Linked DNA regions of Homo sapiens: region 1 is linked to region 2. Evidence: read pairs that join two places in POLR2A ChIA-PET (ENCODE). Cell type or tissue: endothelial cell of umbilical vein. All regions are shown on one strand.

Evidence for each region. ChIA-PET counts read pairs that join two places held together with the same protein. Peaks named below come from ENCODE experiments on the same cell type or tissue, not always from the same donor. Only the 100,000 strongest peaks of a DNase experiment are listed, where the experiment ranks them.
Region 1: POLR2A ChIA-PET joins it to region 2 with 5 read pairs; 3 of 35 experiments call an interaction of 5 or more read pairs at or near these places.

The regions. Positions count from the first base shown.
Region 1 is chr11:109,136,228-109,144,227 of GRCh38, forward strand. No RefSeq gene overlaps it. Among named protein-coding and RNA genes, the nearest start is that of C11orf87, 280 kb to the right of the region's middle. In endothelial cell of umbilical vein, no CTCF peak of the experiment used is centred here; no DNase peak of the experiment used is centred here.
Region 2 is chr11:109,033,578-109,041,577 of GRCh38, forward strand. No RefSeq gene overlaps it. Among named protein-coding and RNA genes, the nearest start is that of DDX10, 370 kb to the left of the region's middle. In endothelial cell of umbilical vein, no CTCF peak of the experiment used is centred here; DNase peaks (open chromatin) are centred at 284, 914 and 4,984; H3K27ac peaks cover 2,721 bases.

The sequences.
Region 1 (8,000 bases), 100 kb after region 2:
AAAGTAGGCAGAAAAACCTGAAAAGGAGAAACTGGCCTAGCCTCGCAGCCTACATCTTTCTCTTGTGCTGGATGCTTCCTGCCCTTAAACATCAAACTCCAAGTTCTTCAGTTTTTGGACTCAGACTGGCTCTTCCTGCTCCTCAGCTTGCAGATAGCCTATTGTGGGACCTTGTGATTGTGTAAGTGAATACTTAAAATTAACTCCCCTTTACATATACATCTGTGTATATATATGTCTGTGTATATATGTATATATATGTGTGTATATGTATGTATGTGTATATGTGTATATATGTGTATATATATGTATGTATATATGTATATGTATATATGTGTATATATGTATATATGTATATGTGTATATATGTATATAATAAACTCCCCTTTATACATATTATACACACACCCACATATATATAATAGGATATATATACATATGATAGGAGATTTTATATACAGTGTATCCTATTAGTTCTGTCCCTCTAGAGAATCCTAATACAGTAGCTGTAGTAATGGACATTCTTACCACCAGTGTATGTGGGTTCCCTTTTCTCCACATTCTCATCAGCATTTGTTACTGCCTGTCTTTTGGATATAAGCCATTTTAACTGTGGTGAGACGGTATCTCATTGTAGTTTTGAATTGCATTTCTCTGATGATAAATGTTGTTGAGCCCCTTTTCATATGTCTGTTTGCCATTTCTTTTGAGAAATGTCTATTCAAATCTTTTGCCCATTTTAAAATCTGATTATTAGATTGTTTACTACAGAATTGTTTGAGCTCCCTATATAGTCTGGTTATTAATCCCTTGTCAGATGGGTAGTTTGCCAATATTTTCTACCATTCCGTGGATTGTCTCTTTACTTTGTTGATAGTTTTCTTTGCTGTACAGAAGTTTTTTTAACTTGATTAGATCCCATTTGTCCATTTTTACTTTGGTTGCCTGTGTTTGTGGGGTATTGCTCAAGAAATTTTTGGTCAGACCAGTGTCTTAGAGAGTTTCCCCAATATTGTAGTAGTTCCATAGTTTGAGGTCTTAGATTTAAGTCTATAATCCATTTTAATTTGATTTTTGTATATGGAGAGAGAGAGAGGTCTAGTTGCATTCTTCTGCATATGGATATCCAGTTTTCCCAGTACCATTTATTGAAGAAACTATATTTTCCCAGGCATGTGGGTTTGTTTCTGGCTTCTGTGTTCTGTTCCATTGGTCTGTGTGTCTGGTTTTTTTTTTTTTTTTTTTTTTTTCACCAGTACCATGCTGTTTTGGTTACTGTAGTTCGGTAGCATAATTTGAAGTTAGGTAATGTGATTCTTCTAGTTTTTGGATCTTTTGTGGTTCCATATAAATCTTAGGACTATTTTTTCTATTTATATGATGAATGTCATTGGTATCCTGATAGGGATTGCATTGAATCTGTAGATTGCTTTGGGTAGTATGGACATTTTAACAATATTGATTCTATTCATAAACATGCAGTATCTTTTTATTTTTTGTATTCCTTTCAATTTATTTTTTCAGTGTTGTATAGTATTCATTATAGAGATCTTCCACTTTGTTAATTCCTAGCTATTTAATTTTGTGGCTTTTGTACATGGGATTACTTTTTCAAAACTTATTTTTCACATTATTCATTTTGGCATATAGAAATGCTACTGATTTTTGTATGTTGATTTTTTATCCTGTAGCTTTACTGAATTTGTTTATCAGTTCTAATAGTTTTTGGAGGAGTCTTGAGATTTTTCAAAGTATAAGATCATGTCATTTGCAAACAAGGTTATATGAATTCTTCATTTCCAATTTGATGCCCTTTATTTACTTCTCATGTCTGACTGCTCTAGCTAGGACTTCCAACACTATGTTGAATAACAGTGGTGAAAGTGAGCATCCTTGTCATGTTCCAGATCTTAGAAGAAAGGCTTTCAGTTTTTCCCCATTCAATATGATACTAGCTGTGGATTTGTCATATATGCCTTTTATTATGTTGAGGTATATTTCTCCTATATCCAAGTTTTTGAGGTTGTTATCATGAAGACAGGTTGAATTTTATCAAATGCTTTTTCAGCATGGATTGAAATGATCATATGGTTTTTGTCCTTCATTCTGTTGATATGATGTATCACATTGATTGCTTTAGGTATGTTGAACCATTCTTACATTCCTGGCATAAATCCTGCTTGGCCATGATGAATCATCTTTTTAATGTATTGTGAAATTCATTTTGCTAATATTTTATTAAGGATTTTTGCCTCAATATTTGTCAGAGATACTGGACTTTAGTGTACTTTTTTTTTTTGATGTCTTTGTTTTTGGTATCAGGGTAATACTTCATAGGATGAGTTTGGAAGTATTTCCTCCTCTTTTATTTCTTGGAATAGTTTGAGTAGGATTGGTGTTTGTTCTTAAAGGCTTGCTAGAATTCATTAGTGAGGCCATCAGGTCCCAGGTTTTTCTTCACTAAGAGACTTTTTATTATGGCCTTAATCGCATTACCTGTTATTCATCTGTTCAGGTTTTGGCTTTCTTCCTGGATCAATCTTGGTAGGTTGTATGTGTCTAGGAATTTGTCTATCTCTTCTAGATTTTCCAATTTGTTGGCAAATAGTTGCTCATAGTAACCACTAATCAGCCTTTGAATTTCTGTGGTATCACTTGTAATGTGTTCTCTTTCATCTCTGGTTTTATTTCCTTGGATCTTCTCTCTTTTTTCTTAGTCGCACTAAAGGTTGGTCAATTTTGTTTAATTTTTCAAAAAAAAAAACCTTTTTGTTTCATTGATCTTTTGTATTTTTTCATCGTTTCAATTTCATTTATTTCTGCTCAGATCTTTATTATTTCCTTTCTTCCAATAACTTTGAGTTTGGTTTGTTCTTTTCTAGTTCTTTCAGATGCATCATGAAGTCATTTATTTGAAGTTTTTCTTCTTTTTTGATGTAGACATTTACAGGTATAAACTTCCACTTTAATGATGCTTTTTCTGTATCCCATAGGTTTTGCTATGTTGAATTTCCATTATCATTTGTTTCAAGAATTTTTTCAATTTTCATTGACCCACTGGTCATTCAAGAGCATATTGTTCAATTTCCATGTATTCATATAGTTTTCAAAATTCCTCTTGTTATTGATTTCTAGTTTTATCCCATTGTGGTCAGAGAAAATTCTTGATATTATTTCAATTTTTTGAATGTTTTAAGACTTGTTTTGTAACCTAACATATGGTCTATCCTTGAGAATTATCCATGTGGTGAGGAGAAGAATGTGAGGATGAAAGTTCTGTAAATATTTATGAGATTCATTTGGTCAATAGAGCAGATTAAGTATGATGTTTCTTTGTTAATTTCCTGTCTAGGAGATCTGTCCAGTTCTGAAAATGGGGTATTGAAGTCTCTAGCTATTATTGTGTTGGTGTTTATCTCTCTTTTTAGCTCTAATAATGTTTGCTTTATATGTCTGGGTGCTCCAGTGTTGGGTGCATATGTATTTACAATTGTTATATACTTTTGCTAAATTGACCTCTTTGTCGTTATATAGTGACCATCTTTGTCTCTTCTCATAGTTTTTGTCTTGAAATCTATTTTGTCTGATAAAAGTATAGCTACTGCTTCTCTTTTGTGGTTTCTATTGGCATGGAATATCTTTTTCTATCCCTTTATTTTCAGTTTATTTGTGTCGTTATAGATGAAATGTATTTCTTGTAGGCAACAGGTCATTGGATCTTGTTTGTTTTTAATCCATTTAACCCCTCTGCTTTTTGACTGGAGAGTTTAGTTCACTTACATTCAATGTTGTTATTGGTAAGTAAGGACTTACTCCTGCCATTTTGTTAGTCATTTATTTTTCTTTCTTTCTTTCTTTCTTTCTTTCTTTCTTTCTTTCTTTCTTTCTTTCTTTCTTTCTTTCTTTCCTTCTTTCTTTCTTTCCTTCTTTCTCTTTCTTTCTTTCTCTTTCTTTCCTTTTCTTTCTTTCTCTCTCTCTTTTTCTTTCTTTCTCTTTCTCTTTTTCCCTCTCTGCCCGCCTCCCTCCCTTCCTTCCCTCCCTTCTTCCCTTCCTTCCTTCCTCCCTTCCTTCCTCCCTCTCCTTCCTTCTCTCCCTTTTGTCCCTTTTTTCCCTTTTTCCTTCCTTCCTTCCTTCCTTCCTAGGTGACTTTCTCTGATAATGTGATTTAGTTTCTTGCTTTCTATTTTTTGTATATACATTGTCTGCTTTTTGCTTTGAGGGTACCATGAGGCTTGCAAATAGTATCTTATAACCCATTATTTTAAGCTGATAATGACACTTTTTTGTCAATAAAGAACAAGCACAAAAGAAAAAGAAAACTACAAAACTAATAAAGACTCTACCTCCCTGTGGCCCAGCTGATACCTGAAACCAGCAAGTCTCAGAGTTTCAAGCAAGGCCCTCAACATAGCACCTGGGTATCACTGCTGGTTATTCAAGGGCTCAAGGATTTTTCTGTTACCAGGTAATGAATCTTGCCAGGACTGGGTCCTTTTCTTCAAGGTAGTGGGTTCCCTTCAGGCCCATTTTGTATCTAGAAATGTCTGGGAGCTAGGGGCTTGGAACAGGGGTCTCAGCACCCTGACTGGGGCACTATCCTGCCATGGCTCAGTTGGTATCCAAGATGCAAGACAAAGTCCTTCCCATTCTTCCCTCTCCTCTCCTCAAGCAGAGGAAAGAGGCCTCTTTTGGGGCCATAAGCTGTGTAGCCTGAGGCTAGAGGAGGGGTAATGCCAGCATTCGTTTAGCCACGCTGGCTGGTGGCTAACTTGCATGCCCCCACAGTCCACTGGCTCTGAGCCCAGTTTAGCAGTAGGACTTGCTTAGAGTTTGCAGTCCTTGTGGCCTAGACTACCTTTCAAGTTTATTTAGAGGCCCAGAGCACTTTAGCCTTAAGTTATGAGGCTTGCAGGAAGTTAAGTTCAAATTGCTGGGACTGGCAATTCTCCTCCGGCTAGGTCTGGTTTAAATGCTTCCTCTGTGGGTGGGCATCAGCTGAGTTTGGTATGGTTTTGTTTTCTGCTATAACAAGGCTGCACTGAGTTCAATGCCTCACAATTTCTGTTCTCTCCTTTCCCCAGGGCACAGGAATACTCTGCACCACACTGCTGCTGTGGGCCTGTGGGGAGGGGTGGTGTTGGTGATTCAAGACTTTTTTTTCTACCTCTTCAGTGCCTCTTTCAGTGATAAGAAGTTAAAACCAAGTACTGTGAGTGCTCACCTGATTTTTGGTTCTTATGGAGGTGCTTTTTTTTGTGTGTAGGTAGTTGTTAAATTGATATCCTTGTGGGGAGGATGACTGGTGGAGCTTTCTATACTACCATTTTGCTCTGAACCCAGCTCTATCTCATACTTTTTATTTAAACATTAAAATACTTTAGAACCTTTGGTAAATAGCCACTGGAACCCCTCAAGCATTCCCATTCCTCTTCTCTGGTCCCTTCTTTCTGACCCCCAGAGATCTCCCCAGAATTTAACAACCAACCAGTTAATGCCTGGCATAGCAGGGAGCTGCCAGGACCCTGCATTATAGCCAGTATTGGTTCCAACTGATCAGTATGTCTGCCATACTAGTCAGTATTTGAATATCACCCCTGAAAAGGGGAAATTCAAATATGGAGAGATTAAGTAGATTGTCCGTAGTCACAGTTAGGACTCAAACCCATCTTTTGACTGTTAAGTTGAGTTTTGTTTGCTTGTTTGTTTCACAATACTACCCCATCTTTCAGTGAATGGAATTATACGTAGTGGGTCTTTAGATTTTACATTTTCTCTTTAAACAAAAATTTAAGCTTTATATAGCTTATTTATCAACAGACAATTTAATATACACTCCCAGCTTTAGTAGTGAAAAACTGAATGCTTTTATCAGACAAAAGCAAATAAGAAAAGAATCATCTCCAGACAGTTTGATTCCGACATTCTCAGAATTTGTAGGAGCATTTATGAGGGTGAAAACTAACACACTCTTTATAACGAGTATACTTCTATTCTCATGCATGTCTGATTTGATCCTTTCAACCATCATGTGGACAGAAACACCAACTAGCAGGAGTGTCTCTGAAATTTCTGAGCATTGGAGTGGCTTTACTGATGCCAAGCAGAACCTTTCTGAATGTAGAATTAGGATTAGAGGAAAGAATGCCAAGTCTGGGCAAAGGAAGTGCCTAAAGACAATGCCTAATAGTTACTAAGTCTCAGAAGTAAAAAAGCCTTATAAAGTTTTTAATTCATTTGGGCAAAATGCTTTAAGTGGTAACCATGAACTAGGCTATGGGAGGCTCTGAGGATACAGAGCCAAAAATCAGTTTCTACTCATAATAGATTCAAAAGATAATTGAGAAATAGACCAGTAAAAGTATGTAACTATATACTCTAGTATAGCAGTTTTGGGAACAGAAAGTGAGAGCTAACTATAGAAGAAAAAAGTATTGTCTCGTAGCCCTAAGCACCCTCCTATGGTTGGAATGATCCTTCTGCTTTCCAACATAAAAGTCTAACACTGGATTTTTCCAGGATAAGAGATTTAGTGGGTGGGTGCAGTGACAGAATAAAGAGGTCAGATTATACCAAGTGTTAGCCAAAGAGTGGTTAAGTGTTGGATAACAATGTCTAAGCTGGCTAGGGAAGGATGTGAAGCTGAGAGTTTGGGAGAAAGTGAGGGTTAAATGGCCTGGATGTCTTAATAAAGTCAAAGGTCAGCTGCAGGAAAAATGAGAAATGTTGGCATTCAGGAGTGCAATAGAGGAAAAGATTCAGGGAACACCATGGTAGACAGCTGAGGTGTGGTAGGCTGTTGAAGCAGCTGTGCTTCCGTGGACAACACAGGCTTCAGCTGAGGAATAGTCTGTGAAGAGACTGAGAATATTGTGGAATACAGGAGAGAGGATTAGGAGGAGGGAGACTGGAAGAAGACTGGAATATTATGGTTGCAACTGGAGTGAAGATAGCATAGAGCAGTATGAGAATTAAAGTAAGAAGGCATAAATGATTGGATGGTTGGCAATTTGGAGCAGTAGTCAAGGATGGAAAGGACCCAGAGCTGGCCTCAGCTTTCCAAATGAAGCACCCATTGAGGTTGCTTCAGTGCTCAAGGGATGCATGGATTCGGAATGTAAAGCACATGTCAGGGGATGTTTTTGTTTCAGGTTCCAAATGGAATATGGAACAGAGTGCCAATGTATGTCCATATACATTCTTGTCTACCCAGGCAAGAAAGGATTGCTCTGTTCTCAGAATCCTTACCTTGATTTGAAGAACTAATATTTCTGGGATAAGCTAGCTGAGGCCTATGTAGATTCTTCTCTAGAGGTATACTATCCCAAGTGTGCAGACAATGGAATTAGTTCACAGCATCTTGCCCTCATGTAGGAAGCATCATCAACCATCAACTTAGCAAGCTCGCCTCCCTGCGTTGTTATTGAAAGGATGTGGTTTCTGGGACAGTCCAATTATATGCAGATTCATTTTTATTACAATTTACTTCAAAAATCTAAAAGCTGAAGAAAATGGCTTTTCTGTTAAGAATCCAGGCCTTTGGAGGAGAACATTCTGTTGACTTTAATTTATATTTTTGACCATTACTTGCTTGGTAGGAGGGGCAGTAGTCTGTTCTGTAATAATGCTTTTTTCATTTAGTCCTTCTTTGGAATTCTTTATGTCCCTGATCCTCATAAAAGTGCAGGCTCTAATATCTTACCACTGTGAAGGCTTCTTAACTGCTTCCCTTCCTCCAAAATCTGCCTTCTCCAATCTATCCTAAAGATTATTATATCATATTTTCCCTAAAACATTATGTTTAAAATGTCAATATTCTTTGTAAGCTATCATTGGCTCCCCATTTCCTAAGTGAAATTAACTAGACTTCAACAGCTTTCAAAGTCTTCCACGATATGACCAAACACCTTCCCAACTCAAACTTAGGTTTATCCTTTGTAGGAGCCTACTTTTCTAGCCAAATTGATCTGTTGACTGTCTGTTGTTCAGGTCTATTAACTCAC
Region 2 (8,000 bases):
TCTTCAGGTCTTTGAGGAGTCACCACACTATCTTCCACAATGGCTGAACTAATTTACACTACATTATCTGTGTATAAGTGTTCCTTTTTCTCCACAACCTCACCAGCATCCACTATTTTTTGACTTTTTAATAATAGTCATTCTGACTGGTGTGAGATGGTATCTCATTGTGGTTTTGATTTGCATTTTCTAAAGATCAGTGACATTGTCTTAACAATGCACTTGATCATGTGCCAGGTTGGAGATGCTTAGTGTGCATGCTCACTGCTCTGCCAAAGTCATGCTCTGCCAAAATCATACTCTACCACTGGTGAGTCAGAGGCTCCATTTTCTTATAGGGGAAGCAATACAATTGCTATTAATTTATAATTTTGAAGAACAACCTTTGGGAACTGCATGGTTTTACTTGTTCTTCTTGAGCAAGCCAGCCAAGGGAAGAGACTTTGATGGTGCTAAGAAGGGACATACAAATTACCTAAGAAATTTTACAGCTAGAAAGAACCCTAGAGACTCCAGTCTGACCCTCGTATTTTACAGATGTATGTGTCAGTTGAAATACTTTGGCTATGAATAACAGAAAACCCACCAACCTTGTTTTCCATCCTAAGGACATGAGTTATTTACTTAACAAGAAGTCTGGAGGATGTTATAGTCTAGTTCATTGGCTCAGTGATACCCCCTCAACGATGCAGGTTCTTCCAATCTTTCTTCTCTGTTATGTGTGTGTGGCAACATCCAAGCCTCACATCTTCCATGAAAAGGTGTAAAGGAGAAATCAAGAGAGTATCTGGGGGTGGTGAGAGAGTAGTTTCCTCTTATGTCTGTTTTCCAAGGATGATATGCATCTAGAATCCCCCCACATGACTTGTCCACACATCTCACAGGAACCTGACCCCAAAGATGGCTAGGAAAGTGTGAATCAGCATTTGTAGCCTCTGTAGTGGGATATGATCAGAGGGGAAGGAAATGCCTGATGGGTGACAAACCATTGATATCTGGCTGATGGAGAAACTGAGCTCCAAGGAACAACAGGATTTTTCTGAGACCACGTAGCCTGTTGGAGCTAGGGCTAACATCTAGATTTTCAGTTGAGTATTCAAAATGGGCAACTGAGTATGTGGAATTTCTGCACCACAGTATCTCTTTGTCCCATTAGATCCATGGAGATCATATGGCCTGATTTTTGGCTGATCAAGGTCCCAGAGCTATAATTCAGAGTCTGATTCTTGACAGAGCAAAATGGCCTTGGTGGCCAAGAGACTGAATTTTTCCTTTTGTATCTTAACTTCCAGGCTAAGTTACCAGGGCAGTTACTTTGGCCATCAAAAGCAAATGCTAATGTTTCTCTGTCAGAATTCATCTTTTGCAAGTCGTTGGTGATTTTATATTGGTCAAAGAACAAAAGAAAAATATTTGAGTCTTTAATTCTCTTAAGACAAGCTATTTTAGAAATCCCCAGGAAAGTCAGGTAGGGAAAGATCAATAACTGTTTCCTGGACTCAGAGCAGAAGATGGTTTATTTATGCGCCTGGGATGTTGTTGAGTGCATGCTCGATACCCAAGCCTGTGGTCACATGGACATAGATAACATCAAGCAGTGAATTATTAAAACCAAAAGGGACTGACTTCATTCACGTCTCCTCTTGTGTTGATGCAGCAAAAAGCAACTTCTACTCTTGACTTCCTTGAAAAACTTTCCAGAGCTGTGATTTGGAATTACTTTTGTGAAAGATCTTAAGTTTAATATAGGTCAAACCCATCACATAACAATAATAGAATTCCTGGGAGAGTGTGCGTAAATGCTGTTTGGAAAAAAATCACATGATATTTTAATTGCACTGGAGAAGCAGGCAAGTTAAAGTAACCTTGAAAACCAATCTTTTGAAAGAGAAAACTCATGTTGCAATGCCATTTGTAATGCTAATAAGCTCTACCCTACATATCTGTTTAATATGTGATATGCTAAGTTGGGGTTTCTGGAAGTCCTTTGGTAGTCCTTGGCCCACACTGTGTTTCTATAATATGAATGGGTAGAAGGACATTAGGATACTTATTTTCCTATACCTTGGTGCATGGGATTCTGCCTAACAGCAGATGAAAGGCTGAAAATGTATCAGGAGCTATTGTAATGACTTCCAACATGATTCAGGAGGTACAGAAGAGCATGATGGAAAATTAACATTTGTGTGGAGAATGGAGAGTGCATATAGGTAAATTCTAATTAGTATTCACAGGGACTTTGTGATCCTATGGTCAGATAGTATGGAATGTCTCACACAGGTAGACTTCAAGTATTCATGGGCCTGTGATCATTGCATCTCTCTGTAAGTGAGCAAACTTTGTCCTATTTTAAGTGTATGAGTCTCTCCTCAGGTCTGATATCTATTCTCTGATCCTGCTGACCCTTTCCAAATTTTAGAACTTCATTAGTCTCCGAAGCCTATGCAGTGCAGGCCCTTGTAAGATTTTTATTTGTACTCATTTGCTGATAGAACTTGAACACCCTTCTCAGACTTTTTGACTATGATTCCTAAGCACATTCCAAATGTAGGAATTTTCAGAGAAAGGTGGATGTTTCTAGCATGACTTGTGCCTTTTTATTTGGGATTTTCTGGCATCCCAGGACCCTATTCCTTTGTTTTGGTTAATGGAGAACCAAATTCCTCCCTATTCTTCAAACAACCAAGCCCTTTCAGACCTCAGGGCATTTGTTCATGTTAAGCCTCTGCCTAGAATCCTCTCTACCCCAAACTTCACTGTCAACGGATAAAATGCTTTTGGTTCCAAATATCAGAAAACAAGTAAAGCTGGCTTACATAAAAAAGAGAAAATTTACTAAGAAAATGAGGAGACTCATAAATAACCTAAAAACAGGAATGTATCAGGAACAAGGATCTGGGAGGCAGGAGAGATTAGTTTGTATTTCCTATCTCTCATTTCTCCTTGGTTCTCATCTCTGCACATCCACTTCATTCTTTGCTCTTTGTAAATTGGCTTCTTTGCTCCCTGCTCACATGGTAGAAGACATGGACTCCCCACAGCTCCCGGGTTTATCAGCTATAGATTCAATTATCCAGAGGCTAAGCCTCTTTTTTGGGTTCTAATGTCAAATTCTCAAGGCACTCTGGTTTACTTCATGTCGACAGCCCGTTTCTGGACTGGTCAACCATGTTCAGGGGCCAGGTTCAAGCAGAAGAGATGAAACATATTGTTAATACAATGCCTATGGGCAAGACAGGCAGATTCCAGAGAACAGGGGTGGGGCAAGTCAAAGGATGTCTGCTATACCCCTTTTCCATGCCTGTGAAATGAAAATCTTTCCCTTCTTCCCTACCTCCCTCCCTCCTTCCTTCCTTCCCTCCCTCTTTCCCTCCCTCCTTCCCTCCCTCCTTCCCTCCTTCTCTCCTTCCTGCCTGTCTCAAGAAAAGTCCTAGTTGCTAGTAATACAGCTTAAAATAAATGAATAAACAAACAAACAAACAAACAAACAGAGATGGGGAGGCCAGGCGTGGTGGCTCATGCCTTGTAATCCCAGCACTTTGGGAGGCCAAGGCGGGTGTATCACCTGTGGTGAGGCGTTCAGGACCAGCCTGGCCAACATGGTGAAACCCTGTCTCTAGTAAAAATACAAAAAATTAGCCAGCTTGGTGGCAGATGCCTGTAATCCCAGCTACTTGGGAGGCTGAGGCAGGAGAATAGCTTGAACTCTAGAGGTGGAGGATGCAGTGAGATGAGATTGTGCCACTGCACTCCAGCCTGGCAACAAGAGTGAAACTCTGTCTCAAATAAGTAAATAAATAAATAAATAAATAAATAAATAAATAAAAATAGAGATAGTGTTTTGCTATGTTGGCCAGGTTGGTCTTGAACTCTTGGCCTTAAACAATTCTCCTGCCTCAGCTTCCCAAAGTGCTAGGATTAGAAGCTTGGGCCACTGTGCTCAGCCTAGAAATACAGCTCTGAACAAAACCTGATCCTACCACAGAGATCTTACAGATGAGCAGGAAACATAAGTATATGGAAAACTCTTACTTACCCTTTACTGCCTAGTTCAAATGTCACTCATTTGATAACTCTTCCCTGACCCTCTTTCTGTCCCCAGTTCTTACAAGTTGTTTGGTATTACCTTTTTTTTTCTTTATTTCCTGTGGTTCCATGTACTTACCTCTATTACAGTAATCATATTTCATTCCAGTTTTGTTTCCATGGTTCTGTCTCGGTAGCCTGTACATTCCCAGAGAGAAGAGATGGACTCTGAATTCAGAATAGTTGGTGCAAGGTAGGTGTTCCAGTGAAAGTCTGTTGATTGAAAGAGCTGCTCTTTAGGAAAGAGTGAGGTCAGAGGCCTCTGTTTCTTCCAGGGTGTAAGGCAGATGAGGGGGACCCTACACAGCTACATGTATCAACATAGATGGTTTGACAAGAAGACAGGGTTACCGTGGACACATGACCTATTCAGTATGATCCAAGTTGGAAGGATTAGCCTGCTGCCCACAAGAATGGTAATTGATGTATCTCTCAATAGTTCCAGTGGGAAATGCTTCATAGCTTATTTTTATTACACAAAAGACAGGTCAGACCATTCACCTGGTGGCTTTGTTGAATCTTCAGTTTTCCTCCCTAAAAAGGAGGATTAGGACTGAGGTATCTCCTTTCTGACTACTCCATTATTCATAATTTTCCTTCCCCATCAAGCCCCTCTCTCTGACAAGCTCCAACTGATAGAATCAAGGTTCTTAGCTTATTGAAGGGGAAAATAAGTAAAGTAAAATTCACACAAAGCACTCTTTGAGTGAGTCACAGAACAATTAACAGTACCCAAGTTTGATTTAAATGATAATTTTGTTTTAAATCAGAAGGTTTCTTAAAGTATTTAGCTAGGACTTGTTATGCTTGTCAGAAATGACTCACGGGCCTTTTGGATTTTTGAGTGAATGCCATTGTTAGTTTTCAGTGTTCAACAATGCATAATTGGCACCCCAAAGCCCCATGTTTTTCCTTTTTCCCCTGAGCCAGTTGTGAGCAGTGGGAGGCAGGCCTGTGCTTCTGTTCTCCTGACGTGTCTGCTGTGATGCTGGGTAATTGCCATTATTGCTGGATTGCTCTCTGAGGTACTGGTTGCCAAGGATGTTTGGTGGGGAAGCTTCCACTACATCTGCTTTGGGCATTCTTCTCTGGGTTTTCTTCTTATTCCACATTTTGAGGAGAAAATCAGTGGAAATTTTGCTCTGAATAATTCCCTCCTGCCCTCCCTTTTTGCGGGAAGGTTGATTAAAACAATGACCATGTTAGTTAGCACAAGATTTTCTCTAATCAAGATGTTGTTAGAGGCTGGGCGCGGTGGCTCACACCTGTAATTCCAGCACTTTTGGAGGCCATGGCAGGCAGATCACTTGAGGCCAGGAGTTAGTAACTAGCCTGGCCAACATGGCAAAACCCCATCTGTACTAAAAATACAAAAAAAATTAGCCAGGCGTGGTGGTGCATGCCTGAAATCCCAGCTACTCAGGAGGCTGAGGTGCGAGAATTGCTTGAACCTGGTTTGAAACTGGGATGCAGAGGTTGCAGTGAGCTGAGCGACACTGTACTCCAACCTAGGCTACAGAGCAAGTCTCTGTTTCCAAAAAAAAAAATGCCGTTAGTTCCCTTCTCTGTAAAATGAGGATAATAATGGAACATACTTCACTGGGTTGTTGTAAGGAATAAATGACAAAACACATTGTGTAAAGCATGCATGCTCCACTATCTTGATGTAGAGAAAGACAGAGGAGTCAGGATTCATCCTTCTCCACCTGCCAACTCTCCTGCCACATCCTCCATGGGACTCATAGTCCTGTAAGAAGCCACCTGCCATGGCTGGGGCCACCACTGCTGACCAGTCTCCCATGCTCCAGACTCAAGGTGATCTTATCCCAAATTCAATATCCAAAAAGAAATGGATGACCTTCATATGTATGTGTTTTTAGTCTATTCCCAATGAGCTTTTGCTTCCATTTATCTCTTACTTGAAGTGATCTTTCGTGTTAAACAGTGAGCAATTGCTGAAAAATAAGAGTTAAGAAATCTGGATTCTAATTAACTTTATCACTAATTGTTATGTAAGGTGAGTCACTATTTTTTGGGTAATTGTTATGTAACTGTGAGTCACTTTTTTTTTGGGTAAACAAGGGTGAGAAGATTAATGAAGGCTGTCAAGACCAGTGGAAGAACAAAAGTGAGTTTCCATAACGATACCTTACACATCCAATGTTTTCCTTCCTTTGATTGCATTAAGCCTCGCAAAGGTAGAACAGTTATTTCTCTCTTGCTGTGTGAGATAACTAAGGCACAGAAGAATAGAGTCATTTTCCCATGGCTTGGCTTTGACCTTCCTTCCCCATGCTCCAGTCTTCTGACAGAGTCCTCCTTGCTGTTTAATGTAATAATTGTTTTCTTATGTCTTTCTCCAACCAGAATGAGATCTTCTTGGAGGTAAAATCCCATCTTGTTCATTTTTGTGTTTCTAGTGCCCATTTCAAGGGCACATATTACATGGCCAATAATGTTTGTAGAATGAATGAATGAATGAATGGAAAGAGAGCGAAGACCAAAGACTTGATCCTTAAAAGTTCTCAGGCAACTTTTCTTTATTCCTTTTACACTGTTTCCCACCTCACAGTGACCATAACGTTATTAGCTGAAAAGGAGAAATGGCAAGCTTCAAGGATATACATGGGAAGTGCTAAACCAAGAATATAAATTTTTTTCATTCAGTTTTTTGAAAATGAGAAACATCCAATCTGACATTAATCAGTCACCATAGATGTGCTGTGTGTTGGGCAGTGAGCTTAGTGTTGCAGGCTTGCTGTCTGGCTTGGGAGATCGGAAGAATGTGTGTGAACACATCGCTCAGGGTCAACAGTGAGCACTGACGGTTGTAAGAGCTAGGGGTGGCCACAGGAGGGAGTCTAGTTGGGGATGACCTCATGGAAGAGGCTGAATTGGGCTTGGGCCTCAAAGGGTCAGAGGGAAGTTGCTAGAAAGTGATAATGCAGGCCAGGTGGTGGCTCACACCTGTAAACCCAGCACTTTGGGAGGCCAAGGAAGGTGGATCACTTGAGGTCAGGAGTTTGAGACAGGCCTGGCCAACATGGTGAAATCCCGGCTTTACTAAAAATACAAAAATTAGCTGGGTGTGGACACCTGCACCTGTACTACCGGCTACTGGGAGGCTGAGGCTGGAGAATTGTTTGAATCCGGCAGGCGGAGATTGCAGTGAGCCGATATAGCGCCACTGCACTCCAGCCTGGGTGACAGAGTGAGACTCTGTCTAAAAAAAAAAAATAATACAGAGAGGATTCTAAGACAAGGGAGGCATCAGAGAGGACAGTATAGGGCATGTTTGGGGACTGCTGGGGATGTACACTCTATTGGACTCTCATGGGAAACCCCAGGATCCTTAAGGGGGTGAGAAATTCCCCCAGGTCTTCCACGCCAAGCCAGTCCACTCTCACTCTGTCTAGCGGTCTTAAGATGTGCTTTTTTAACGACTCAAATTACATAATACAGTGGTTCTTTTGTTAGGAGAGTCCCTATTAAAGATTCCATGGGCAAGAAAGAAGAAAGTTGTTTCACCAAAGAAAATGAAAATGATAAATCGGACTGTGCCAAATTTCTCTCTGGATATCCCTTGCTCACCCACTTCCCAGCATGGACATTAGAGTCAGACAAGAAAGACTTGACTTTTTTTTTTGTATCTGTCACTTTCTAGATAAACTTAGTAGTTATTCAACGTCTCTAAGCCTTAGTTTGCTCAGCTATACCACAGAGTAAAGAAAGCTGCCTTGCAAAATTGCTATGAGGATAAAATGCAATGGTATGGGAAAAGTGCTTAGTACACAGTGAGTGTGCAGTAGGTGTGCCCAGCACCATGCTAGATACATTAGGTGCAAACTCAATGCCCAGAGGGACTAGGCAAATGATGTGAATAAATAACAGAGACTATGTGTGTTAGATGGGTA